2 separate regions of the Mus musculus genome follow, and region 1 is linked to region 2. Evidence: chromatin contacts called from ENCODE Hi-C data. All regions are on one chromosome and are shown on one strand. Each heading gives the region's core, a stretch centred on a gene start or an enhancer-like site at or near the end of the contact. The rest is flanking DNA. Distances are from core to core; before and after follow the strand shown. Region 1 holds the start of 1700039I01Rik (a long non-coding RNA gene). Region 2 holds the start of 9130024F11Rik (RIKEN cDNA 9130024F11 gene).

Region 1 (4,254 bases), core at 1,182-3,681, 6.3 Mb before region 2:
GTATACAGGAAATTAATTCCCATAGCGAGGGAACAGGGAGCAAGTCCCTGAACCCATTGAGTGAGGAGTTACTGCAGGACCATCCCTAGCCTATATTCTCTGTGGGGAATAAGCTCACAGCCAGCAATGAATGGCATCACCGTGGGACAATAGGTATGAAGATTGTGGTGTCTATTTGGCGCCTTCTTTCTCTTTGTCCCTCTGACCCTAATGAGGAGACCTTAGAGCAGGAAGCAGCTGGTTAGGAACAGGGACAGTCAGAATTGGAAATGGAGGCTGTGGCTCACAGCAGGGAATAGTTGATACTATCAGGAGCTTGGCAAATGTCCAGTGTGAGGGGAAATATACTGTAGCTGCCTAGAAATAAGCCATTCCAAAGACTTTTGAGGGAAAAAAATAGTGGCTCCTGGATAGCCAGGGCTATACAGAGAAACCTTGTCTGGAAAAAACAAACACAACAACGACAGACAGGCGTGCTAAGATGGGGTGGTAAGCCTAGCTTATTATTCACAAAGCCCACTATTATTGATCCCCAGTGCTACACCTACAAAGGGGAGGAGGAGAGATTATCTTGTAGTTGGGGGCTTTCAAGAAAAAAAGCCTCTGGTTGGGACACCAGGTCTGTATCCATCCTTTGTTCCTGCCTGACTAAAGAAAAATAAGGAAGATTGAGGTTTCTGGTGGATAAAAGTCTAAAACAAAACAAAACAAAACAAAATGTTGGTCAGGCAAAACCAAATGTGCAAGAATACATATTTATAGAACAAAAGCGTACAAATCATAATTCTGCAAGTGAAGTGTGCTGAACGTTTTACATTGTATCCTTCCTGTGTGATTTGATGAACTATTTCCTGAGGAAAACAGCTCGTGCTCCTGGGGCTCCCTCACAGCTTTGGTCCTGAGTGTCCAGCTTTCCTAACAAGTTTGTGTTAGCATCTATGTACTGAAAACCTGAGCATGTGGCTTATGTGATGGTAACACTGAGTTGTGAACTCAAGGCTTACTGATATTTGAAGATCTTAATTGTGCCTCCAACTTTTAGCCTAGAAAGACACTGGAATCTGTTCATAAAACAATATGGGGAACTAGAAAGATGGTGCAGCAGTTAAGAGCACTGACTGCTCTTCCAGAGGTCCTGAGTTCAAATCCCAGCAACCACATGGTGGTTCACAACCATCTGTAAAGGGATCTGATGCCCTCTTCTAGTGTGTCTAAAGACAGTGACAGCCTACTTATATACATAACAAACAATTCTTTTTAAAAAATATTACGGGGCTGGTGAGATGGCTCAGTGGGTAAGAGCACCCGACTGCTCTTCCGAAGGTCCAGAGTTCAAATCCCAGCAACCACATGGTGGCTCACAACCATCCGTAACAAGATCTGACTCCGTCTTCTGGTGTGTCTGAAGACAGCTACAGTGTACTTACATATAATAATAAATAAAAATCTTTAAAAAAAAAATAAAAAATAAAAAAATAAAAAATATTACGACTGACTGGACAGATGGTGTTAAAAGCACTAACTGCTTTTGGAGAGGACCCATAGTTCCCAGCACCCAAATGATTGTTCACAACCATCCTTTTTGTTTTGTTTTGGGGTATTTTGTGTTTTTGTTTGTTTGTTTTTGTTTTTATTTTTCTAAGACAACACAGAGTTTCTCAATGTAGCCCAGGTTGCCCTGGAACTTGCTCTGTAGACCACGCTAGCCTCAGACTCTAAGGTCTGCCTGCTTCTGCCTCTGGAGTGCTGGGATTAAAAGTATGTGCCCACTTCGGCCAGCTAGACTTCCAAACTCTAATTCCAGGGATCTGACACCATTTTCTAATATCTGTGAGCCTCAGGCATGGACATGGTGCACATTATACACACACACACACACACATACAGGAAAAGCATTCACACAATAATTTGTAAAATAAAATAAAAATTTAAAAAGGAATAACGACTATATAGCTGTTTAATTTTCTGTGAAGGGCTGGAAAGATGGTAGTGTAGGTAAGAGCACTTGGTAGAAGCCTAACAACCTAAGTTTGCTCCCCAGAACTCACGGAAAGGTGGAAAAAAGTGCCCCCCCACACACACAGAGAGAGAGGGGGGGGGATTTAAATAAGCCTTCACTGAAGTATGTAAAGAACTGTGGGCAGACTGAGGCTCCAGCAAGGTTTCAAACGGCTGTAGCCAGAGCATCCAAGACAAGAGGATGGAAGGTTTTCAAGAAAACCGTGAACTGAAGACCAAGCTGCAGCAAAATAAAAACAAAACAAAAAACTACGCTCCAAGCCCTACACACAGGGTGTGTTGTGTGTACAAATTAAAATGTGTACAAATCCTTAACACAACCAAAGGAAATTAGACTGCGCAAAAAATAGGAGCAGCAAGTCGTGCAGGATAGTGGAGAGATGAGACCGAAACACACCGACAGTAAGCAAGGCAGCCACTACAGACATCTGTGTGGCAGGTCCTGCAAACAAAGAACCTCACAAAAGGACAGACACAGCTGCTGGCAGGACAAGACGCCCGCCCGGGGAAGCACTAAAGGAGCGGAGGGCCACTCATAGATGAGAAAGGTTTCCAAGGACTGGGGGATGGGAAGGGAGCTCCAGGTCACGGAGGTTCAGATTTACAAGAAAAGATAGTTCTCAGCATCTACCACACAGTGTGACTGTGCCCCACGCTATGAACTATCCTTGAAAGAAGCAAGCCTGTTAACTTCGACATTACTGGTGTGCACTACCGTGCTTTAAAATCTTGGCAGAAAATAAGGCCAGACGGCAGCCCTGCTTATTACCTCGTTTTGCCCTTTTAATCCACAGGACGTACAATGAAGATTCTAGAGTGTTCCTGCAAGCACCTGCTCTTCTCAAACCCTGGGTCGCTCTGTGTGATCTTGTGGGACTTGAGCCACCTGCATTCTTACAATCAAATCTTGAAGACGATCTTTCTCCTTCTCAGTCACTTTCATATTTTACCATAGCTCAGCTGAGTCTGGGGGACATGATTAGATTGGCTCGGTAATGGAGTGGTTTGGACCCCACTAAGTGATGATCGATCTGCCTGCTGCTCTGGTGCTGTGCCGTGGACATCAGCTCTAACCAAGAAGACACCGCTAGTGGGAGCACGCTTCCTGCTGATGGCCGCTATGTGAGTATCCTCTCTCTTTTTTGTCGGAATTGCGGCGTACATCAAACTTGGGAAACCGGGGAGCTGAGTTCTTCTTGAGCTGAGTAAGAGTCGTGACAAAGATATAAAAACTGTCACTGGTACAACAAAACTGTAGTGCACGGTACCCCAAAAGAGTCCAAGATGAGAACCCTAAGGGATAGGACATTTGGAGAGTTCCAAGACAAGTTGACTGGGATGTTTAGAGTCCCCCAAACACATATCATTCCCCAAAGAGTTCCAACTAAAAGCTGGAGGTCTATGGGAGCCCAAAGTGTTTGAGGGGAGAGGTCTATCACATATACTCTCACCAAGAGTCCAGGCTTCATTGAGACTGGCAATCAACACAGCAGTGTACCTAGCCCAAGAACACCACCCCCCCCCAAAAAAAAAAACACAGTTACTAGGGTAAAAGATTGACTGCTAACCCTAGATCTCTAATCACACCAAATCCTAACCTCATCTGGGGACGGGGCATAGGAGCTGTGGTCCCCTTCCACATGGCTCATCCTGTGTCTCACCTGCAGTTGTCTATTCCCAAATTTCATCCTTTATCTCTATCTACCATACTAAACTACTAATTCAATAAGTAAATCGGTTTCTCCAATTTTCTGAATGGATACAACAATCTGGTGAATGAAACGAAGGCAAAATCACCTCTGAGATCTCTTGACGATGTAACTCTGCACAGAGGCTTACAGCAGTAATTGTGTGTCCCAGTTCTCTCCCCTCAGAACTCTTGGAAGCACCACATCTGGCAGCGCCAGCTTAACACCCACTATGTTGCTGGCAAGAATACTCTGGTACAATTAGTTTGTGAGCTGCAATGCATACACTGCACCAGGGACCTCGCTGTAGGGATCGAGCTTAATGTGACTTCAGGCATCTTGGTCTTCGTCTCTTGTTTTATGCAAGCCCTGGCACACATCCCTAGTTCTATAGGTCAGAGTTGTGAAGACAGCTCATCATGGTGCAACACGATGCCTGGACTGTTTAGAAGTTCAGGGGTTTCTGCTTCGTTGTGTTTAACACTTACTTATTTTTTTATCTTCATGTATGTATGTATTTTTGTGTATTTATGCATTTTCAGATAGT
Region 2 (4,394 bases), core at 755-3,254:
TTGGCCCTCTGGCGCCGCCGTACAGTCAATACTTCTTAAGGGGGACTAGTGGCTCAGGCAACCGGTGGAAGCCGAGTCCTTGGGGTCCTGGGGAACTGGAGGGAAAGCCCCGGTGCACAGAAGGGACAAGAGATGCCGCCGGCTCAAGGGGCATCTCTGGCCGGAAGGCCGGAGAGGACTGGTTCATATTTTCTCCTTTGAGGTTCCAGGGGCTGACAGAAGCCGGACGCGGCAGGCACCTCGCCGGGGCCGCGGCCCCTGCCCACGTGCTATTTTTTTTTTTTTTTTAAGGAGGTCCGCGCCCATGCCGAATGGCCAAGACAAAAGCGCGGCCGGCAGCGGGGTTTTGGCGGGCAGTCACCGCGCCACCTTAAACAAGTAAAGCTGCGCGAGCCGAAAGGCTAGGGCCGCGGGAGTCCGCAAAAGTTTGTGGCTCCTAAGCCTTAGAAGGACCAGCTAGGGACTCATCGGCGCGGCCTCGCTCGGGGCGGAGAGGCTAGGTCCCCACGGCTCAGCTCTGCTCGCGCCGAACTCGGTCCTCAGCCGCTGAGGGTCTTCGGGAGCCCCAGTGCTGCAACCCGAGGGGCGCGCAGCTTCAGCGCCCCGGCCGGCACAGTGTTCTGGCCTCCGGGCAGCTCGGGCTGCGCCGCTCGCAACGTAGCCCGCGTGGCGAGAGTGGCAGGGATGCAGCCTGCCTTGTGCCCACGGAGCAACCCTTTCTCCAGTGCCGGACCCACAGCCAGCCGGACGGGCGGAGTCTCGCTCCAGGCGTTCGGGACACCCGGGCTATTGTTCCGGACCCGCGGCCGCACGGGATTTGAGGGAGAAGTGGCCTTCCCCAAACGCGGCCGGGAGCGCTTCGGGCCGGGCCGGTCGGCTCCGAGCAGATGGGGAGCTCGCTCGCACCGAGAAAAGTTGCTCCGAGGGGCGGAGGCGGTGGGTGGTGGGCGGAGGCGGTGGGTGGGGGAGGCGATCGCCCTCCTATCTCCAAAGTCGAAAGTACTCGGCGGCGCAATTAACAGAGCCCGGAGACGAGGCAGCCTCTGCCGCCTCCCGAGCGCCAGCCTGCGCCTCTGCGGCGAGCCGCGACACGGAGCGCCCGCCTAGTCGCCGCAGCCTGCGCGCCGGGACGAGTGCGCCTAGGGGCTGGGCGAGGCGGCTGCGCCCTGGACTTGCTACAAGGAGGAGGACCAGACCCTGGGCCCTGGCGTTCGTCAGCGCTTAGACGCACCCATTCGTCGGCCGTGGCCACCGCCTCGCGCCACACTCAGTCCTCAGCCATCCGTCCTTCGTCGCCCGGTGCATGAGGTCCTTGCCACCCCGCTCCCACCTCCGACTCCCCCCTTCCTCCTTTTTCCCTGACTCCCACCCCCTCGCCTATCCCTGTGCCTCCTCCGCAGCCCGGCTCCTTGGGTCGCCGTGCTCACAGCGATTGATTGATTGATGTTTAATTTCCTGCCAGGCGGGGCCCCCCTCCCCCCGCAACCTCCCCAGCCCTCCTCCCCGCCCCCCACTCCCCTCCTTCATTGCGGTGGACCAGTCTGGCTTGGGTTTAGATCCGTCCCCCCCATTCCCATCCCGAAATAACCCAGAGACATCCCCTACCCCCACCCCAAATTATTATTTTGAAGGCGCTAGATCTGGGGACCGAAAGGGGGAGGGGGAGAAATCGGAAACCGAGGACAACCCAAAAGGACTCACTTTGCCTGATGACTCAACGCAACTAATAATCATCTCCCTCTCAGTGTCTTTCTCTCTGCGGCTTGTCAGTGAGTCCGGCTCTGGCTTCTGGCAGAGGCAGCCGCGAGGGGAGAGGTTGGAGGTGACAGCTTGTGCGGCCGCCGCGTTTTCTCTTGCGCGCGGTCCGGGGTCTCCGCACCTTCCCCGCTCTTGGTGGCAACGTCCCCGCGACTCTGGCCGCGCCTCCTCTGGAGCTAGCGGCTGTAGGAGCCAGCAGCCGCCGCAGCCTCCCAGTCCTCAGCCCTTTCTCTCCAGAACCGGTCTTCTACCCGAAGGTGTGAAAGGCTCTTTCAGCCCCCTCTCCCCCCCCCCTCCTCCGCCGTCCCCTCCCCCGCTCGCTCTGGTGCCCCTTTGGAGGAGTCCTCCTTTCCCTCTCCTCCTCCTCCCTCACTGCCCCCCGCCCCCATCATCATAACAACCATCTCCGAACCAGAAGAAGACACCCTGACCCAGGACCTTAAACGCTAGGACCGGGGAAGAGGAAAAGGAAAGGGGAAGGAGGAAAGAGAAAGGAAGACTAGGACAACACTACAATTCACCAAAAACTTTCCACCCTGGATTCTCTACTTTTGCTCCATGGACAGAGCCCCAGCCAGCCAAGTTTCAGACAGACCGTGAGCAGTAAGTACGCTGGGCGAGGGCTCCCACGCGGCGCCTGTAGTTCGGGAAGCCCTGGGCGCGCTAAGTTCCCCGGCTGTTCTGGGGCTCTGGCTCTCACGCGCGCTTAGGCGAAGCCGGGAAGTGCGGTGGAGCCTTCACTGGCAACCCCTCCGAGCACTCCCTACATCTTTCGCATTCTTCTTAACTCCTCTCTGTCCCCCACCACCACCTCGTCTGGACTCGTGGCGACTAGGCTTCTCCCGCGTCCAAAGCGCTCTTAGAGGATTCTCAGAGCCCCTGGTGTATTAGGGGTTCCTTTCATGGGTTTCAGTGACAATGTGGGCGCCGTTTCATCAGGTGTTTTCCCTTCTTCCGGGTCACTCCTCCAAAATTGAAGAGTATGGAGCACTGCTCGCCTAGGGACCTCGAGAAAAACTTTCCAGATTTAGAAATTAGGATTAATGAAGCCTGCTCCTGTACCTAAGAATCAAGATTTCTTTCTCTTATGTTGTACGCTTAATGGCTTAAAAAACAACAACCACATCCAGGATACGATGAAGATAAGAATGCTCCCAAATAATAATTGTGATCCTGGGATGGAGGGTAGCCTTTCCAAATCTCAGAGTGTTTTGGGATGCTCGCTCACGTGAAATTATAGTTAATTTTTTTGTGTGCAAAGGTGTGTGTTTGTGTACACAAGTGTACTTGGTCCATAAAGGTAAAAGGTGGGGATTCCATGGATCCATTGATCCAGCTTGGCCATCCACAGCGCATTTATCAAGCAATTAATTTGCTTAAGGACCCGTGTAAGTCCTTGCTCCCTCCCTGGCCTGGTGGGACCTCTCGCCCATAAGTACGCTCCTTTCAAAACCCTGACACCCCAAGTGGGGCTTATGGTGGTGGTGGCTCTTTATCAAAGAGAGGATAATGCCAGCGCTGCCCGCAATGAATGGGGTACTGCTTAAAGGCTTCGAGGTCCGACTCTGTCCACACAACTGAGGGCTAACTCTTGGGACCTGAGACAGAGCAGGTCTTAGTACCTCAAGTTCTGGGCAGCTTTGGGACCTCCAGTGTTTGTTTGGTTGGGACTTGCTTTCCCGGGACCCTTCGGTACCCTTCTGCAGCGTGGGAGGAAGTTTGTGTGGCTGCGGTGCAGTGCTCTGCCACTGGCCTGATCGTCTATCACGTGTGTGAGCGGTTTTCCCTCTTTTTTTTTTCCCTCCCCCTTTCCTCCCCTCCGCCCCCTCCCTAGGTCCCTGCGCGTTTTATTGCGACCTGCCGGTGGGAACTTTGTCTCCAAATCGGAGCAGCATGGAGCGGCGGAGCGAGAGCCCGTGTCTTCGGGACAGCCCCGACCGAAGAAGCGGCAGCCCCGACGTCAAGGGGCCTCCCCCGGTGAAGGTGGCCCGGCTGGAGCAGAACGGCAGCCCCATGGGAGCCCGCGGGAGGCCCAACGGCGCCGTGGCCAAGGCCGTGGGAGGTAACAGCCCGGAGCTGGGAGGTGCGCGCAGCGGAGGCCCAGTGATAATGGCCTGGGTGTCAGGGTTCAGGTTGATTAGGCGCTGTTTCGGTGTAGGATTACAGGAAGTCAAATCCAGGTTGCCAAATAGTGCCCTAGTTGCCTCTCCGCAACTGGTAGTAGCTTCATCTCGAGTTAAAACAAGAAAGTGGTTTACCCAGAGGGTGGCATTTTTTGGGCACTTTGCCACTCTGTGCTGAGGTGTTGGCAGGTCTGTGTCACAGCCAGCTAACTGTTTCTAGATTTTCCTAGAGAGCTCTTTAGTGTTTTAACTCCTTTGCCTTGCCTCGGATCTGTTTTAGGGCTGAAGCTTGTATGCCTTGGTTGTAGTGGGACAGAGACCTAGGATCTGGCTAGAGTCGAAGCAGTGACTCTGGTGTTCTTCTGTAGCTGGGACAGGGTTGAGACAAATGAGTGACAGCTAGGACTGTGTCCTGCAGAAGTTCTAGGGGAAAAAACCGAAGGATCACCGTGAATCCATTATGTCCTTAGAGGATTTGATGCTGTTTTGCCTGCAGAGTTTAGACGGAGCCGG

What was found. Hi-C counts contacts between places; a loop is a spot of excess contacts on that map.
Region 1: a loop to region 2 is called in a map of heart, with 11 times the contacts of the local background. The contact joins the promoter of 1700039I01Rik here to the promoter of 9130024F11Rik in region 2. A Hi-C loop is called at or near these places in 4 of 37 maps with a recorded cell type or tissue (heart and left cerebral cortex).

Annotation. Positions count from the first base shown.
Region 1 is chr1:63,251,373-63,255,626 of GRCm38, reverse strand. It overlaps 1700039I01Rik (a long non-coding RNA gene), which reads left to right and starts at 2,431. Exons shown (of 3, transcript XR_373460.3): 1 at 2,431-3,141. It also overlaps a transcript of Zdbf2 not described here.
Region 2 is chr1:56,969,079-56,973,472 of GRCm38, reverse strand. 9130024F11Rik (RIKEN cDNA 9130024F11 gene) reads right to left here and starts at 2,004. Exons shown (of 2, transcript NR_024326.1): 1 at 1,702-2,004. It overlaps Satb2 (special AT-rich sequence binding protein 2), which reads left to right and starts at 2,139. Exons shown (of 11, transcript NM_139146.2): 1 at 2,139-2,361; 2 at 3,593-3,820. The coding sequence starts at 3,652.